Regions from separate parts of the Homo sapiens genome. Here region 1 is linked to region 2. A link is a loop called in an ENCODE intact Hi-C map of the cell type or tissue named here. Cell type or tissue: heart left ventricle. All regions are shown on one strand. Links, peaks and the distances in the headings refer to the core of each region. The heading gives the core; the rest is flanking DNA. Region 1 overlaps CHST11 (carbohydrate sulfotransferase 11). Region 2 overlaps SLC41A2 (solute carrier family 41 member 2).

Region 1 (8,341 bases), core at 299-8,298, 120 kb after region 2:
ACCTTGAATGGGAATGAACCCAGTCAGCGTCCACTGGGCCACTGAAGGTGGCTGATGCCACATAGATCTCACTGATACCGTCATTAGGGAATTGAGGACCTGGTCTTTCGAGATGTTTCAATTTCTCAAGAGAAGTCAGAATTCAAACCCAGAGCCAACATCATACTAAACGGGCAAAAGCTGGAAGCATTCCCCTTGAAAACCAGCACAAGACAAGGATGACCTCTCTCACCACTCCTATTAAACATAGTATTGGAATTTCTGGCCAGGGTGATCAGGCAAGAGAAGGAGATAAAGGACATTTGAGTAGGAAGAAAGGAAGTCAAACTACCCCTGTTTGCAGATGAGATGATCCTACATCTAGAAAACCCTGTTGTCTGAGCCCAAAAGCTTCTTAAGCTGATAAACAACTTCAGCAAAGTCTCAGGATACAAAATCAGTGTACAAAAATCACTAGCACTCTCATACACCAACAATAGTCAAGTCAAGAGCCAAATCAGGAATGAACTCCCATTCACAATGGCCACAAAAAGAATAAAATACCTAGGGATACAGCTAACCAGGGAGGTGAAAGATCTCTATGATGAGAACTATAAGCCACTGCACAAAAAAATCAGAGATGACACAAACAAATGGAAAAATATTCCATGCTCATGGATAGGAAGAATCAATATCATTAAAATGGCCCTACTGCCTAAAGCAATTTATATATTCAATGCTATTCCTATTAAACTACCACTGACATTTTTCACAGTACTAGACAAAAGTATTCTATAATTCATATGGAACCAAAAAAGAGCCCGAATAGCCAAGGGAATCCTAAGCAAAAAGAACAAAGCTGGAGGCATCAGCTACCCTACTTGCTATTCTACAGGGCTATAGTAACCGAAACGGCATGGTACTGGAACAAAAACAGACACATAGACCAATGGAACAGAATAGAGAACCCAGAAATAGGACCACACACCTACAACTATCTGATCTTCAGCAAACCTGACAAAAACAAACAATGAGGAAAGGATTCCCTATTCAATAAATGGTGCTAGGGGCCGGGCGTGGTGGCTTATGCCTGTAATCCCAGCACTTTGGGAGGCTGAGGCAGGCAGATCACTTGAGGTCAGGAGTTCGAGAACAGCCTGGCCAACACGGCGAAACCCGGTCTTTACTAAAAATACAAAAATTACCCAGGCATGATGGTGGGCACCTGTAATCCTAGCTACTTGGGAGGCTGAGGCAGGAGAATTGCTTGAACCTGGGAGGCGGAGGTTGCAGTGAGCCGAGATCATGCCATTGCACTCCAGCCTGGGCAAGAGAGCAAGACTCTGTCTCAAAAAATAAATAAATAAATAAATAAATAAATAAATAAATAAATAAATGATGCTGGGATAACTGGCTGTCCCTATGCAGAAGATTAAAACTGAATCCCTTCCTTACACCACAGACATAAATTAACTCAAGATGGATTAAAGACTTGTATGTGAAACCCAAAACTATAAAAACCCTAGAAGACAACCTAGGCGATCCCACTCAGGACATACACACGGGAAAAGACTTCATGATGAAGATACCGAAAGCAATTGCAACAAAAGCAAAAACTGACAAGTGGGATCTAATGTAACTAAAGGGCTTCTGCACAGCAAAAGAAACTATCAACAGAGTAAACAGACAACCAATAACAGAACGGGAGGAAATTTTTACGAACTATGCATCCGACAAAGGTCTAATATCCAGCATCTATAAGGAACTTAAACAAATTTACAAGAAAAAAACAACCCCATAAAAAAGTGGGCAGAGGATGTGAACAGACAGTTTTCAAAAGAAGACATACATGAGGCCAACAATCATACAAAAAAAAGTTCCGCATCACTGATCATTAGAGAAATGCAAATCAAACCCACAATGAGATACCATCTCACACCAGTCAGAATGGCTATTACTAAAAAGTCAAAATAACAGATGCTGGCAAGGTTGCGGAGAAAAAGGAACACTTATACACTGTTGGTGGGAGTGTAAATTAGTTCAACCATTGTGGAAGACAGTGTGTCAATTCCTCAAAGACCTAAAGACAGAAATACCATTTGACTCAGCAATCCCATTACTGGGTATATACCCAAAGGAATATAAATCATTCTATTATAAAGACACATGCACACATGTGTTCACTGCAGCACTGTTTACAATAGCAAAGACATGGAATCAACCTAAATGCCCAATAATAGTCTGGATAAAGAAAATGTGGTACATATATACCATGGAGTACTATGCAGCCATAAAAAAAGAGAGATCATGTCCTCTGCTGGGACATGGATGGAGCTGGAGGCCATAATCCTTAGCAAACGAATGCAGAACAGAAAACCAAATGCCACATGTTCTCACTTATAAGTGGGAGCTAAATGATGAGAACACATGGACACAGAGGGGAACACTCAGTGGGGCCTTTTGGAGGGTGGAAGGTGGGAGGAGGGAGAAGATCAGGAAAAACAACTAATGGGTACTGGGTTTAATACTTGGGTGATGAAAGAATCTGTACAACAGACCCCCATGACCCAAGTTCACCTATGTAACAAACCTGCATATGTGCCCCTGAACTTAAAAGTTAGAAAAATATAAATTAAAAAAAGAGAAGTCAGAATATTAGGTTTCATGTGATATCTCTGTATTCTTAAATGTTAGCTACAATCATTTTAGTGGTGTGAGCCGAACCATCCCTGTAGGGTTGGTGCCTCCCCCAGGTGTTTGAGGATAGTAAGGGGGTGCCTTCCTCTGGCTGCTCTCAGCCCCCACTGCCTCCAGCCCAGCTGCCCCTGCTCACTTAGTGGAACCTGTGGGCAACTGCAAGAGAAAGACAAGGCGGAACCAGCCAGACTGTGGGAGTCCCTGGGTGCAGTTAGGAAGGCTCACACTCAGTGGTGGATATTAAGAGACACCTCTGGAACCTCAGCTCTCCCATCCCCTTCCCTGCTTCCCTTTTCTTTGTAGTACTTATCTCCTTAGTTTATCTCAATTTACTTATTTTGCTGGTCTCTCCCTTCTTGAACGTTAACTCTGAGATGGCAGGTAGTTTTCACTAATTTTTGTTCACTGTTGTATTCCCAGTGCTTCACATACGGTGGACACTGAAAGCTTTGTTGAATGCATGAATGACTTTGGGACAGCAGGGATTGTTCGGGTCACAAGACGGCCAATGAGGCCTCGTGGGCTTCCTGTGCCTAAACCCGCAGCCCCCACCTCATCTTCTGGTGGAGATTTCTGGCTTAGAGCCTGTGGCTGCCACACAGGAGCTTAGCATCAGCTCTGGGGCTGGAGGCCAAGAGAGAAGAGCGGGGACTCTCAGCCCTGGGTAGAAATGCAACAGCTTTTGATGAGGGAGGGACGCTGGCACTTTCCACCCGTCTGGTGAGGCCAAGAAACAAGAGGAGGGGAATCAAATCACGCTGGAGGGGGAGGGCGCCAAGGGCTGCCCAGGAAGGACTTGGTCTGAGGCTGTGTGGTACCCCCGGGGCTCCCTTTCAGCCAGGCCAGGTGCAGCTGGAAGGGCCTTATTGACATCTCAGATCAGCTGTTTGGGCTTCCGGAGGCCTGGGCAGGGTGCCGGAGGGGGGCAGGAATAGGAATGGGGCTGCTGCCAAGCTGGCCTGCTTTCCGATGAATGGTGGCCCGGAACAGGAACAACGGTGAGGAAGGGATGCAGCTCCCACACTGCTTGGGAAATCAGAAGTAAGGGCAGGCAGGCTGAGCACCTGCTGGCTAGTGCTTTGGGGTCCTCGGAAGTCGCTGCTGGCAGGAGTAGGGGAGGAGGAGCATGGGTCCACTGAGCAGTCCCGGGTGGCTTACCCCTCCCCTAGCCAGGGAGGCCGTCAACCTCCCCTACCACGATGGGCCTCCCAGAGGGTGATGCTCTTGGGAGGCAGGGGCTTGCCTCCCTTCAGGATCTCCTCCTGGCCTCTCCCTTCTTTGAACCAGTTGGCTTCATTGGTTCTCTTCCCAGACTGACCAGAATATTCTACTTCTATTTTGGCCTAATCACTTGAGCCCTTCAGGCCTTAGTTTCCTCATCTGCAAAATGGGGACAACAATAAAGTCTACTTCTCAGGGTCATTTTGAGGATTAGATGAGAGCCCACAAGGAAAGCACATAGCATGGTACCTGGCACATAGTAGGCACTCAGGAAGTAGCTACTGTAAACCTTACAGAGGGTGGTTTCCCAAGTGCCGGGGGCAGGATAGCAGGAATGTTGCTTTGCCTTTCACCTGACAGCATTTCTCAATGTTCAGTGTATGTAAGAATCACAGCGGGAATCTGATGCAATGCGGGTTCCCAGACACCACCCTGAGTAATTCTGGTTCAGTGGGTCGGGCTGTCCTGGGAACCTGCTCTTGATCGCTGCCCCGTGATGATTCTATCAGGCCAATTCTGAGGCTGGTGGTCTCTGTTTCACTTTGAGAACTGATGATTGAGCGTCGCTTTTACATGAGCGGGTTCTGCAGTGAACGCCAAACACATTTGTCATCTGTGCAAAATGCCTGGCTCATGGCGACTTAATATCTCACTGACACAGAAGACCGATAGAGGCAATTGGCGGCAACTTAGATTGGCAGCTGTTAAGCAAATTGGAGGTCTGAAGAGCAATTTTCTGGCAATATCAAGATTAGCTATTAATATGTATTAACAGACTGTAAAGGATTCATGGAATTTCACAGTAACTGAACTATGAATTGAGAGGCACCCAAAGAGGTCCATTTATTTCTTAGTCAAGCAGCATGTTTTAACAATACCCGATTTCTCCATTGTTCCAAAGGCACGCATGAGCCATGCTCTGGGCCTTTCGTTTCTGCATGTTGCATGCTTCCAGTGAGAGGAAGGCTGGTCCTCCCCCAAGAGAGAGGTGGAGCTAGTTCTGCAGATGGGGCTCCAAAGCCCTCCTCCTACCCCTGCCTGGAAGACACCCTCGTTCTCTCCCCAGTAACCACCACCACCAAGCCTGGGGCCCCAACGGAGCCATTTCCACCACCTTTACCTTCACCCCTTTGCCTCAACCTGCTCCATCCTGATCATAGTTAATGTCACTATGAACAATGTGAGCTCAACTCATGCCCTCCCTCCAGGGCAGCTGGGATAAGGCCCAGGTATCTCAGTGTCCCAGGCACTTGGTGCCCAATACTTGCAGAATTCAGAAAAGGGTGATTAGCTTTGTGGCAACACATGAACATCTTTGCAGAGTACTAAGAAGATTTTGTTTATCACTTCACTGCCTTTTTCCTCTTTCAAGAAGGACGGCCCATTCTCAATCATAGTGAAAGTGGAACAGGAAGACCATCGTGGAGTGCTAGAGGGACAAGCACGTCTAAATCCATCCATCTGCTGTTCACTGAGGAAGTCAGACATCTCTGCGGCTTCTTAGGCCATGGCCGAGGACATGAAGATACAGATATCCAGGAACAGAGTCACACACAATGGCAGGGACACAGACCCGGGGCCCAGAGGTGAATAAGACACCCTCAATTGCATGACATCAGAGGTATTAATATTCTTCTGCCTGTAGAGCTTTCAAATAATTTTGCATCTCAGAGTCCTTAGAACCCAGAACTTCAGAGTTACAAAATACCTTTGTGATTATCTGATACCACCCTCTGATTTTCAGATGGCAAAACTGAGGCCCAGAGATGAGAGCTCATCCACCCACTCCCAGAAAGCAGCAGAGCAAAGACTGGAACCCAAATATGCCTTTTTGTTGTGCTGCTGGACAGCAGAGCAAAAAGAGGGATTTTCTCCTTCTATCCACCCAGCAGCCCTTGTTGGAGGTGCAGGGATGGATTCCAGGGCAGAGTGAGAGGGCAGGGAGTGTCATCTGTGTGGTGCCATAACATTCCTATGAAATAGAAAAACCATCTTTGCTACCTTCCATCAACCTCAGAGGAGTATTTTGACAACACATGTAGATTTATGATCAATGGAAATTATAAAACTAAAAAGAAGTGAGTGACCCATTTTATTATCCAGAATAGGGAACGTGGGATAGGTCCCCCTGGGCTGGCCTGATTTCAGAGCTCATTAAAGAAAAGTGAGGCAAGAACTGGGAAAAGTCTTTGCATTTTTTTCTTTAAAGGCCAGTGACCCTACTAAAACTAAGTGGTAGAAACTAAATACATTGATTTCAGGATACAATTTTTACAGAAAATCAGTGTCTCCCTGATCTCATTCAATAAATACTGAACAAAAATGGAGAGTATTTGCTTTGATGGAACAAAGGTTTACTCTCCCTAGGATGTCTGGAACTCTGCGGAGATGAGCAAGCTCATCAGCACAGGCTGGAGATCAGACTCTGGAGTCAGGCAGACCAATCTGGATGTAAAATTTGGCAATGGCCCTGACCAGCCCCATGATCTGGGGTCAGTAAGATTCACTCTCCTGGCCTCAGTCTCCTCATCAGTAAAGTGGGAGCTGAGAGAGCACAAACCTCACTGGCTCTTATGAGGTTTAAAGGGATGAAGTCTGCAAAGAACTTACTGTGTCACTTGACCCACAGCTGCTCTTAAGGGACAAGCAATTAATATTCACAGTTAAAAGTTTTTTCTCATGAAAAAAATAGAGTTCTTTACTATGTGGCTGTTTCCATCAAGGGGCAGCAGAGCAGAGTGGTTCAGAACACAGGCTCTGCAGCCAGACAGCCTGGGCTTAAAATCCGGCTCTAGTACTTACTGGCTGTGGACCTTGGGCAAGTTACTTAATCTGAGACTCAGCATTCTCATCTGTAAAATGGGGATGACGGTGCCACGGACCTCCTGTGGTTATAGATGATGGTGAGAATAGCTGACTGTATGCCTGGTGCACGGATGAATACACTGGCCGAGAGAAGTCACTCTACCTTCTAGAAATTCAGGCCAATGTAGTAATGAAAAGATGAGGACACCTTTCCCAACTAGAATTTTGCCCTAAGCTGCTGACAAGGAGGGAGAGTGGCTGATGTCACTTTTCCTTTCACTTTCCCTGCCTCCCCTGGTTGAAGCCCAAAAAGTGATGAGTTCAGGGTGTTCCAGGTGGAGAGGGAGAGAACGCTCAGGCCTGCTCTTGCCCGCACCCACTACCCGGGCTCCTCTGGCACACACCGGCGTTGGTTCCCAACCTCCCACTGACAGCGTCTGCCACCTGCAGGTCCCGCTTTGCCCTGGATGAGCTTCAGACTGGTCAGCTCACCCCTCACCCCTGCCCAGCAGGCTGTCTACCTCCCAGCCTGGTCCTCCGTCTTCAGGAGGGACCCTGCAACCTGGTGGCAGCTCCATCCTTGGCCTGAATCAGTCCAGTGACTGCCAGTTATGCAAACAGGCCACAGCCTGAGGCGCTGGGGGAGCCCAGTTTGAAGCAAGATATGATTTCAGGGAGAAAGCACACATTCTAACAGGGACAAGGAACAGAAAAGATGGCAATGCAGTGTGGCAGCTGGAGTGTAATTTAGTGGCCAAGAGAAGACACTAGTGTCAGATTCCCAGATCTAGCACCTACTAGCTATGAGGTCCGGGCTTTCTCCTAAAGCCTCTATTTCCTCACTGTAAAATGAGCCAAACAGTACTCCCTGCTTTAAAGGTGGCTGTAAAGCTCAGATGAGAGGAGGGAGTTGCACGTGCCCCTGCAGGTAAGTGCTCAGGAAACGCCTCATTGCATCATGGGGCGGGTGTGAGGATGAAGTCAGGAAGGCCAGACCAGGCCCTTGCCTGGGTGTGTGTTTAGTTCATGTTCACTGCTTTTATTAAGCACAGGTGCCATGGACGCATGGCACAGGAGTGCCGTTCCAGCTTGGGAGAGCAGGGAATGATTTTCCCAAGAAAGAAGTATTCATGCAAAGCCCACAGAGGAGGAGTGAGCTGGCGCCGAAGGCCATCTAAGAGAGGATTGGGTGGGGGAACAGGGAGTGCAGCCTTGAGGCGACAGAGAGCGGGGCACCTCTGCGAACCTCAAAGCTGGTCGGGAAGGGGAAGGGCTCCATGGCTGTCCCTGCACAGGCTTTATGCCCAAAATGACAGGGCAGGCCGGTCTGCTGAAGAAGGATGAGCCCGCGGGGTCTGGGAAGGCTGCAGCACCCCCTGACCAGGGCCTTCCAGAAAGGAAGTGTAGCAGACATAATTACACCGGTCCAGCAGGGCGGGACGTTGGGATCCTTTTTTATACACTAAGTGGCATTCTCTGAGCCAAAGCAAAGAACAGAAAGGTTCAAAAAAGCAAGTAGGATCGGGGCCTGGGGGGTGGGTTTTCATGAATGAATCTGCTTCCTGTGGCAACTGATGCCTCCAAGGGAGGCCTCTTGGCTCCAGGGAACAAAGGCATCCAGTGACAGCTGGGGACAGGC
Region 2 (8,341 bases), core at 186-8,185:
TCGTTCTATTAAAGAAATTATTGGCAACCTTAGTTGTTTTAGTAGATTGAAATGCTTCCTAACTGGGATGTTATTTATCCTTATCTGTTGGCTTACAAGGAGAACTGTGAATCCATTCAACAAATAAAAGGTTTTTTTCATCTTTTAAAAAATCATGGAGAAAATGACACAATGTAGCATTAGTCATATTCCTTTAAATAGAAGAAAATATAAAAATAAATTTTATTAGTATAATTATTTTAAAGATGTGATGGCAAATCCATACAAAAGCTTAGGAGTAAAATTTGTTTAGCTATATTTTAATATCTATAATAATTGCTTATTCCTACATGATATGGAAGAAATAAAAATTTGGGATTTGTATGTAGTTCAAGCATCTTTAGTCATAGGTGAGAAGATCTTTAAATATCTTAAGAAGCAAAAGAAAGAAAATTCAGTCAAAGATAAGAGTTGGGGTAAGGGTTGTAGCATTCTGTAACATCAAAAAATTAAGTAACATTTGACTTAGATTAAGTAATCTAAGGCTGTAGGCTACAGGACTGTGAGAAGATGTGATGGCAAATCCATACAAAAGCTTAGGAGTAAACTTTGTTTAGCTTTATTTTAATATCTATAATAATTGTTTATTCCTACATGATATGGAAAAAATAAAAATTTTGGGTTTGTATGTAGTTCAAGCATCTTTAGTCATAGGTGAGAAGATCTTTAAATACCTTAAGAAGCAAAAAAAATAGAAAATTCAGTCAAAGATAAGAGTTGGGGTAAGGGTTGCAGCATTCTGTAAGATCAAAATATTAAGTAACATTTGACTTAGATTAAGTAATCTAAGGCTGTAGGCTATAGGACTGCGAGGCAAACTCTGCCTTTAAGTTAAAAAGTACTTATTCTGCATAATAAATTAATTAGAGTTATGGAGAAGAAGCCAGGAATATCTCTGATAATAATGAAACTTTGATCAGTTAAAATGATATTATCCAAAAAATGCCTTGAGATGATAAGACTTTCAGTAAGGGATATGCAACTTTTAACCCTAGGGAGATTTAGAATTAAATATGAATTGAGAATCAAACCTAGTTTTTCTATTTCATTTTGGAGCTTGGATATCTATTATCAGTAGGCAGCCAATATTTTATGGAATGCCTGTACTATAAGATCCCTATGGACAAAAATAATATCCTATTTACCTTTAGAGTTAAGAGCACTAACTTTGGTGTCAGATACATATTTTCTTCCGGCTCTCCCTATTTCCTCACTGTATTCTTAAGTTTCTAAGCCTCAGTTTCTTCATAAAATAGAAATGACAGTATCTATTTTATATTGGTGGGGACAATGAAATGAGATGATGAATGTAAAGCATTTAGCATAGTACTTGGTATATAGTAGGAGCCCAATAAATGTTAGCTTTTTTACTGTTACTGTTCTTGTTGTTATTGTTATTATGCTATTTTCATGTAGGTTATGTAACTATTTTAGTAAATGTTTATTGAATTAATGTGTTACTTTTCAGTTACATTGTTTAATATTTTTACCTTATTTACAGTTATAAATTTGTTTGAAGTTTATAGAAAATGTATAGCATGTTAATATGTTTGATAGTGTCGTACCTTCTAGTAAACTTTGATAATTTAGATCTGCTACATAGAAGAGAGATTTAAATGTTGTCTCTCTTTTTTTTTTTTTTTTTAATTTTAGAGACCTATTACTACATTTCTCCATTAGTTGGTGTATTTTTCTTGGCTCTAACCCCTATTTGGATTATAATAGCTGCCAAACATCCAGCCACAAGAACAGTTCTCCACTCAGGCTGGGAGCCTGTCATAACAGCTATGGTTATAAGTAGGTTAGTATTAAAATATGTGTGTGTGTGTGTGTGTGTGTGTGTGTGTGTGTACGTCTGTCTGTCTTTGTGTGTCTTCTATAAGCATATATGTACATGCATATTAAAATAAATGAATTGCCTGTTTTTATTTCTTAGGTTAATTATTTTATATAGCCAATTCATTATTCTCCCGGGTATTATAACAAGGGATCTAAATGACAGGCATAATTAATGAAATCAGTAGATGTAAAGAACCTCATGTGGCTACCAATTTCAAACTTCTCTCCAAAGCCTTACCAGATTGAGTAAAATTTAGTGGTGTTTGTCTTTGTGTGTGTATGTGTATGTTAACCTGACAAGGACATTACTTACTCTGAGTATTAAGTTGCTCAGATGAGTATCATAAAGCCTTAGAAATGTATATTCCATTGGCTACTTCCATATCTAGGACTCTGATGACCTTAAAGATGTAATTAAGGACATATGTAAAAGATTTAGCTGCAAGCATCCTCATCACCCCAGAGTTTTTAATAACAAAAATAAATAGAACAACATAAAGGTCTTGCAATACGGTATTGATCAGATAAATTATTATATAGTCACAAAATGGAGTATCAGCCATTAAAATAACATTGTAGCATTTCTATTGCTATGGAAAGAGTTTATGATACATCTGATGAGAAGAACAACCTAGAAAAGAGTATGAATTTCCTATTAAACATGTTAGATTAAGAAACGTTTCTTTTCCTTCCTGAAATTACTAAAAGGACAGTAAAAGAATAAAAATGCTATAAAACCACAAAGACAGAGGAGGAGCAAAGAGGGCAGCAGGTGAGAGACAACATTAGGAAGATAGGAATCAGATGAAGAGTTGTTAACTGAATGAGCAGAATGAAAAAAGCTGACACCTAACTGCCTATCAGAAGCAAGTCTCAGAAACCCAGAAAGAGGAATTAAAGGCATCAAGTACATCTGAAAGCTGCAATGAGGAAGATTGGTTGAAAGTTTAGGTAAGGAGCAATTAGATCCCCACAATCTTTCTCCAGCTTTAGCACCCATGTGACTGCCCCCTCACACCCTAGCAGAAGACAAGAATAACCTCTCAAGAGGCTAAATCGGAGAGGTTCTAGATTCAGAAACATCTGTACATGTGAGGATGTGGCTCAAGCACTGTGTGACAAATAGCAAGACTAAGTAAAAGTCTACTGAACAATGAGAACCCTATCCCACTTCCTTTTCTTTGTATAATGCTGAGAGACAGCCTTTTACCCCCAGGCAAAAAATTAGATAATTCATTTGTGGGGGAACTTACCAGCACAAAAGATCAGATCTGCAGATACTAACCCTTGTGAGTCCTTTAATGAAAGAGCTACAAACCCACCTGATTGTCTTCCATGAGTCCCACTTGCTGACAAACTCTGCCCATGTACACAGAGAGTTCCAAGTATGCCTTGCAGTGCCCCTTAAACAGGGCAGCCAGTAAAGGATTGCTAGACATTTCATAAAGGCCTCTAACATAAAAGACAGATGGGAAAAAAAAATAGTACTCAAGGAAAGTACCATCAGTACTTTCAGAAAACTCTTATCAGTATCCTCAGATAAATAAGAGAAACTATTGCATAATAGCTATTGCATAATATTCATAATATAGGAACAGAATGCAAAAGAAGATTTGAAAAACACAAAGAGCTCTTGGGAATTAAAAAAATACATAAATGGCAGAAATAAATTATGTAGAAGAGTTGGAATATAAAGTAGAGGAACCCTCCTGAAAAGCAAACCATGAAGCAAAGAGATAGACAATAGGAGGTGAATGATAAGGAGAGAAAATTCTCAAATAAATAATACAAGAAAATTCCCAGAACTGAAAAACATGAGCTACCTGATGGAAAGCGCCTGCTAAGTACCCAGTGCAATAAATTAAAGTAGGTGGGACCCAAGTGAAAGCATATTATCATGAATCCCAAATGTTTCCAGAGAAAAAATAAGTTACATATAAAGCACTGGGAACCAGAATGATGTCCAGTAGCAACACTAAAATGATTCCTTTGAAATTCTGAGAGAAAATTATTTTGAACATAAAATACAGTCACAATATCAACCACGTGTAAGAGAAGACTAAAGAAATTTTCAGACAGGCAGGATCTCATGGAATTTACTGCCCCTCTACCCCTTTGTATAAAGCTGAAAGGAGGTGTGGTCTATCAAAATTAGGAAACAAATTAAGAAAGATGATACAGGAAAGAAGAAATCTATTCTGTGACAGCATGTGGTTCATTTTTCTGTAATGTAGATTGCTTTTTTCCTGGAGGATTCAGGCAACAGAATCCCATGAAATACTGGGCTTTTGTTATAGTACATAGACCAGGATCCAAGGGGGTATTGGAGGGAAGGTACAGGATGACAGCTGTACATCAGGCCTAGACAGGCAACCATCCAGATTGGCAGGAGGACAGGGGACTTAAGGAGGGAGGTCTCTAAGAAAAAAAAAAAAAAAGTGGAATTGATGAGTTTGACTGTATTGAAAGGTACTTCATAAACTTAGTTACACATGTGAGGTTGAATTAGTAATAGGTACCTAAAAAGTTAAGAAAAATATGAGGCAAAGCAAAAAGCGTACGTGAGGATATCTAATAATACACTCTGTGGCTCAGCTATGAGTAATGAAATTTCTGTTGTTATAATAAAGTCAACCCTAAGTATTTCACCAGAAATTATAACCAGATTAGCAGGATGGGAGGAGGAAGGGATTTGGGAAGGGATCAAAGTGGGAGGGAAGTGTAAGAGAGGTCAAATCCTCATCTGCCATAGTAGGAAGTCATTTGCTAAATGTCTAAAATTTAATATGAAGAAATAGCAGTATAAGCATGTTATTTAGAAAAACTAAATGCCATAAGAAACTACTAAAGAAGATAAAAAGAATTTCTAGTACAGAGAAGGACCTGGAGGTGGGGCTAGGGACCATTATTTTATTATGAACTTTATGGTACTTTTATATACCTCTTTTTTTTCTTTTTAGAGATTGTGTCTCGCCGTGTTTCCCCAGCTGAAGCACAGTGGCTTGATTGTAGTTCACTGCAGCCTCAAACTCCTAGGCTCAAACAACCCTCCTGCCTCAGTTTCTTGAACAGCCGGGACTACAGGCATGCACCCACCCAGATAATATTTTTACTCTTTTGTAGAGACAGGGTCTCACTATGTTGACCTGGCTGGTCTTAAACTGCTAGTCTCAAGCAGTCCTCTCACTTCGGCCTCCCGGAGTGCTGGGATTATAGGCATGAGCCACCATGCTGGCTGTACTTTTACTTTTTTAATGACACACATCTATATGATAAAAATAAAATTTAATAAAAGCAAATAAAACTACTTTTATCATTTAATTTTTATTTTTAAAAATGTATATAGTAAAAAAGCTGGGTTGCGGAGATGTTGGTCAGTGGATTAAAAATTTTGGTTAGACTACAGGAACATATTCAAGAGATTTATTGTACAACATGGTGGTGATAGTTTATAACAGTGTATTGTATTCATCAAAATTGCCAAGAGATTTTAGGTGTTCTCACCACAAAAGATAAGTATGTGAAGTAATGCATAAGTTAATTAGCTCAATTTAGTCATTCTACAATATATACATATTTCAAAACATGTTGTATAGGTGTTCTCACCACAAAAGATAAGTATGTGAAGTAATGCATAAGTTAATTAGCTCAATTTAGTCATTCTACAATATATACATATTTCAAAACATGTTGTATAGGATAAATATGTGCAATTTTTATTGTCAATTTAAATAAGTAACAAAATAAGTTAAAAAAAGTCTAGAAGCCTATATAACAGCATACTAACAGTGTAACTCAATGGTGTAACTAGGGTTGGTTTTTACTTTCTTCATTTTGTCTTTTCTAATTTTTTCTATAGTAACTTTTATCACTGGGCTTAACAGGAATCTAAAAAATGTATTTTTAGCAATTGTTATGTTATATCCACAACATGATCTATATATTTTGTCAGGGAGGTTTATTTTTTGACTCAGAACTAGTTTGTTCTTGAAGTATGTACTTTATTCTTTTAATTAGGGCTTAAAATGTTAAAATATTTCTAAAGAGGACTATTTTGGGACTCTACAGTGTACCTCTTTAATGAGAACGCCCACAGTTTAGGCCTATTAAGGCATAATTCCTTTATTTTACTAAAGAATTAAAATAATAAAGATTTGATAATTTTCTAATGTTAACTATCAGGTAAGAACATTTGATCTGATATTTTGACAATCCCATTCTGTGACAGCATGTAGTTCATTTTGTTGTAATGTGGATGGCATTTTCCTGGAAGATTTGGGCACAGGATCCCATGGAATATTAGGACTGGCAATGTTTTATACTACACAGACCCAGAAACTGATGTTAACCAGTTGATAATGGCCTTGGAAACTTAGAAAAATCTCCAAGTTCCACTGACACATTGAGAGTGTATGGCTTGCTACCATATAACGATATGTTAGTTTTCCAGATTTCTGTTCTCAAGATCAGCTCTTTCTGTGGCTATAACTCATTATTTTAATTTGCCAGTAATAAGACACATCCTAACAATATCTAGTTTTAATACAATAAAAATAACCTCTTTTATGCTTTATTTCAAATATGAAACCATACTCTTTTTTAAATTATTTTTTAAATTATAAGAGTGATCAATGGCATGGTTTTAAAAAATTAATAAGCACAGAAGGATATAAAATGACCGTCAGTCCCCTGTCACCCTCACCCCCAGAAATAGACATGGTTAATAATTTCTCGTATACTGTTCAAGACATTTTAATGCATTTAAAGCGTATGCTTTTTCTTTTCACAAGTAGCATATCTTAGACATCAGAATTCTGAAATTTGGGGCTAGAGCTTATGCCGTGTTTTATTTTCAACATTTTACTGTTGACATTGATTTTTACTTTGAATATTTTTATTTTTGCTCTATTTTTAAAATGTGTGAATATTTTATTTTAAAAAGGAGGGGTGTCTGTATGTACAGAATAACTTCAAGTATGTTCTCTTCCCTCTTCTCTAAATTATATAATTTTATCTCTTTCAGCATTGGGGGCCTTATTCTGGACACAACTGTATCAGACCCAAACTTGGTTGGGATTGTTGTTTACACGCCAGTTATTAATGGTAAGAATTAGATATACTGTTTCATGATAATATCAAATCTTCGTATCCTCTTAGTCTTAGGTACTATTAGAAGTCTTAGGGCTCAGATTCAAGAGGTCTGTCCTCCCATCCCAACCATTCTGCCTCCAACCCCAAGTTGTTGCTCACAGTGAAAATTACATTCCCAGGTCTCAACAGGCAGAATACATTTCTGAAAAGTAATCTTTCTTAATCTTATCATGAACTACTAGTTTGAGAGTCAGGTATACCTGACTTAAGATTAATGTGGCAAAATATATTTCAGATTTTGTTTATTATTTACATTGGGATTATCAGCTATTGTATATTGTTTTGTTGTTTCTTTTGTCAATTTTTGTGGATAAATTAGAGACAGCTGGGTTTCAACATTGCTTATCCATTCAGTTCATTAAAATCTGGGGTGGGCACAGTGGCTCATGACTGCAATCCCAGTGCTTTGGGAGGCCTAGGTAGGAGGGTCGCTTGAGGTTAGGGGTTTGAGGCCAGGGCAACATAGTGAGACCCCCATCTCTATAAAAAATTCAAAAATTAGCCAGATGTGGTGGCACACACCTGTAGTCCCAGGTATGTCCTCAGGAGGCTGAGGCAGGAGGATTGCCTGAGCCCAGGAGTTAGAGGCTACAATAAGCCACTGCATGCTAGCCTGGGAAACAGAGTGAGACCCTGTCTTAAAAAAAAATAAAAGAAAAAAATCTATTGGTCCTCAGCTGATCCCTTTAAAAATCTGTCGTATATTTTTTTGTTATCTATGAAATGGGAATTATAATACTTAAATTCACAGACATTTATATATGAATTACATTTAATAAGATCATTTTAATCCAGTCTACCGGCTTCTGGGGTGACTGTCATTAAAGTGGATTTTTTTTTTTTTTTTTAGTTTAAGTTCTGGGATACATGTGCAGAACGTGCAGGTTTGTTACATAGGTATACATTTGCCATGGTGGTTTGCTGCACCTATCAACCCATCATCTAGTTTTTAAGCCCCGCATGCATGAGTTATTTGTCCTAATGCTCTCCCTCCCCTTGCCCCCCACCTGACAGGCCCTGGTGTGTGATGTTCTCCCTGTGTCCATGTGTTCTCATTGTTGAACACTAAAGTAGATTTTAAGTACAGCCTAGATCAATATAATTTAAAAAGTAATTCTACTTGGGGAAAAACATGTCCCAGGATATACTACATATTTAATGTAATTTACTTTGCATATCTATGTAAAAAGAAAATATGTCAGTTGGGCACGGTGGCTCATCCCTGTAATCCCAGTACTTTGCGAGGCCAAGGCAAGTGGATCGTTCAAGCTCATGAGTTTGAGACCAGCCTGGGCAATATGACCAAACCCTG

Evidence for each region. A loop is a pair of places that touch in the nucleus more often than their neighbours do. Peaks named below come from ENCODE experiments on the same cell type or tissue, not always from the same donor. Only the 100,000 strongest peaks of a DNase experiment are listed, where the experiment ranks them.
Region 1: it touches region 2 in a loop (2.2-fold over the local background); 11 of 110 quality-filtered maps call a loop at or near these places.

The regions. Positions count from the first base shown.
Region 1 is chr12:104,737,880-104,746,220 of GRCh38, reverse strand. The region is part of intron 2 of CHST11 (carbohydrate sulfotransferase 11); the gene reads right to left. Among named protein-coding and RNA genes, the nearest start is that of MIR3922, 150 kb to the right of the region's middle. RefSeq lists enhancers at 2,851-3,472, 5,179-5,228. In heart left ventricle, for the core only: no CTCF peak of the experiment used is centred there; a DNase peak (open chromatin) is centred at 3,552; H3K27ac peaks cover 879 bases.
Region 2 is chr12:104,859,931-104,868,271 of GRCh38, reverse strand. It overlaps SLC41A2 (solute carrier family 41 member 2), which reads left to right. Exons shown (of 11, transcript NM_001352171.3): 7 at 1,693-1,840; 8 at 6,902-6,981. Among named protein-coding and RNA genes, the nearest start is that of SLC41A2, 94 kb to the left of the region's middle. RefSeq lists an enhancer at 2,815-2,944. In heart left ventricle, for the core only: a CTCF peak has its summit at 4,764; no DNase peak of the experiment used is centred there.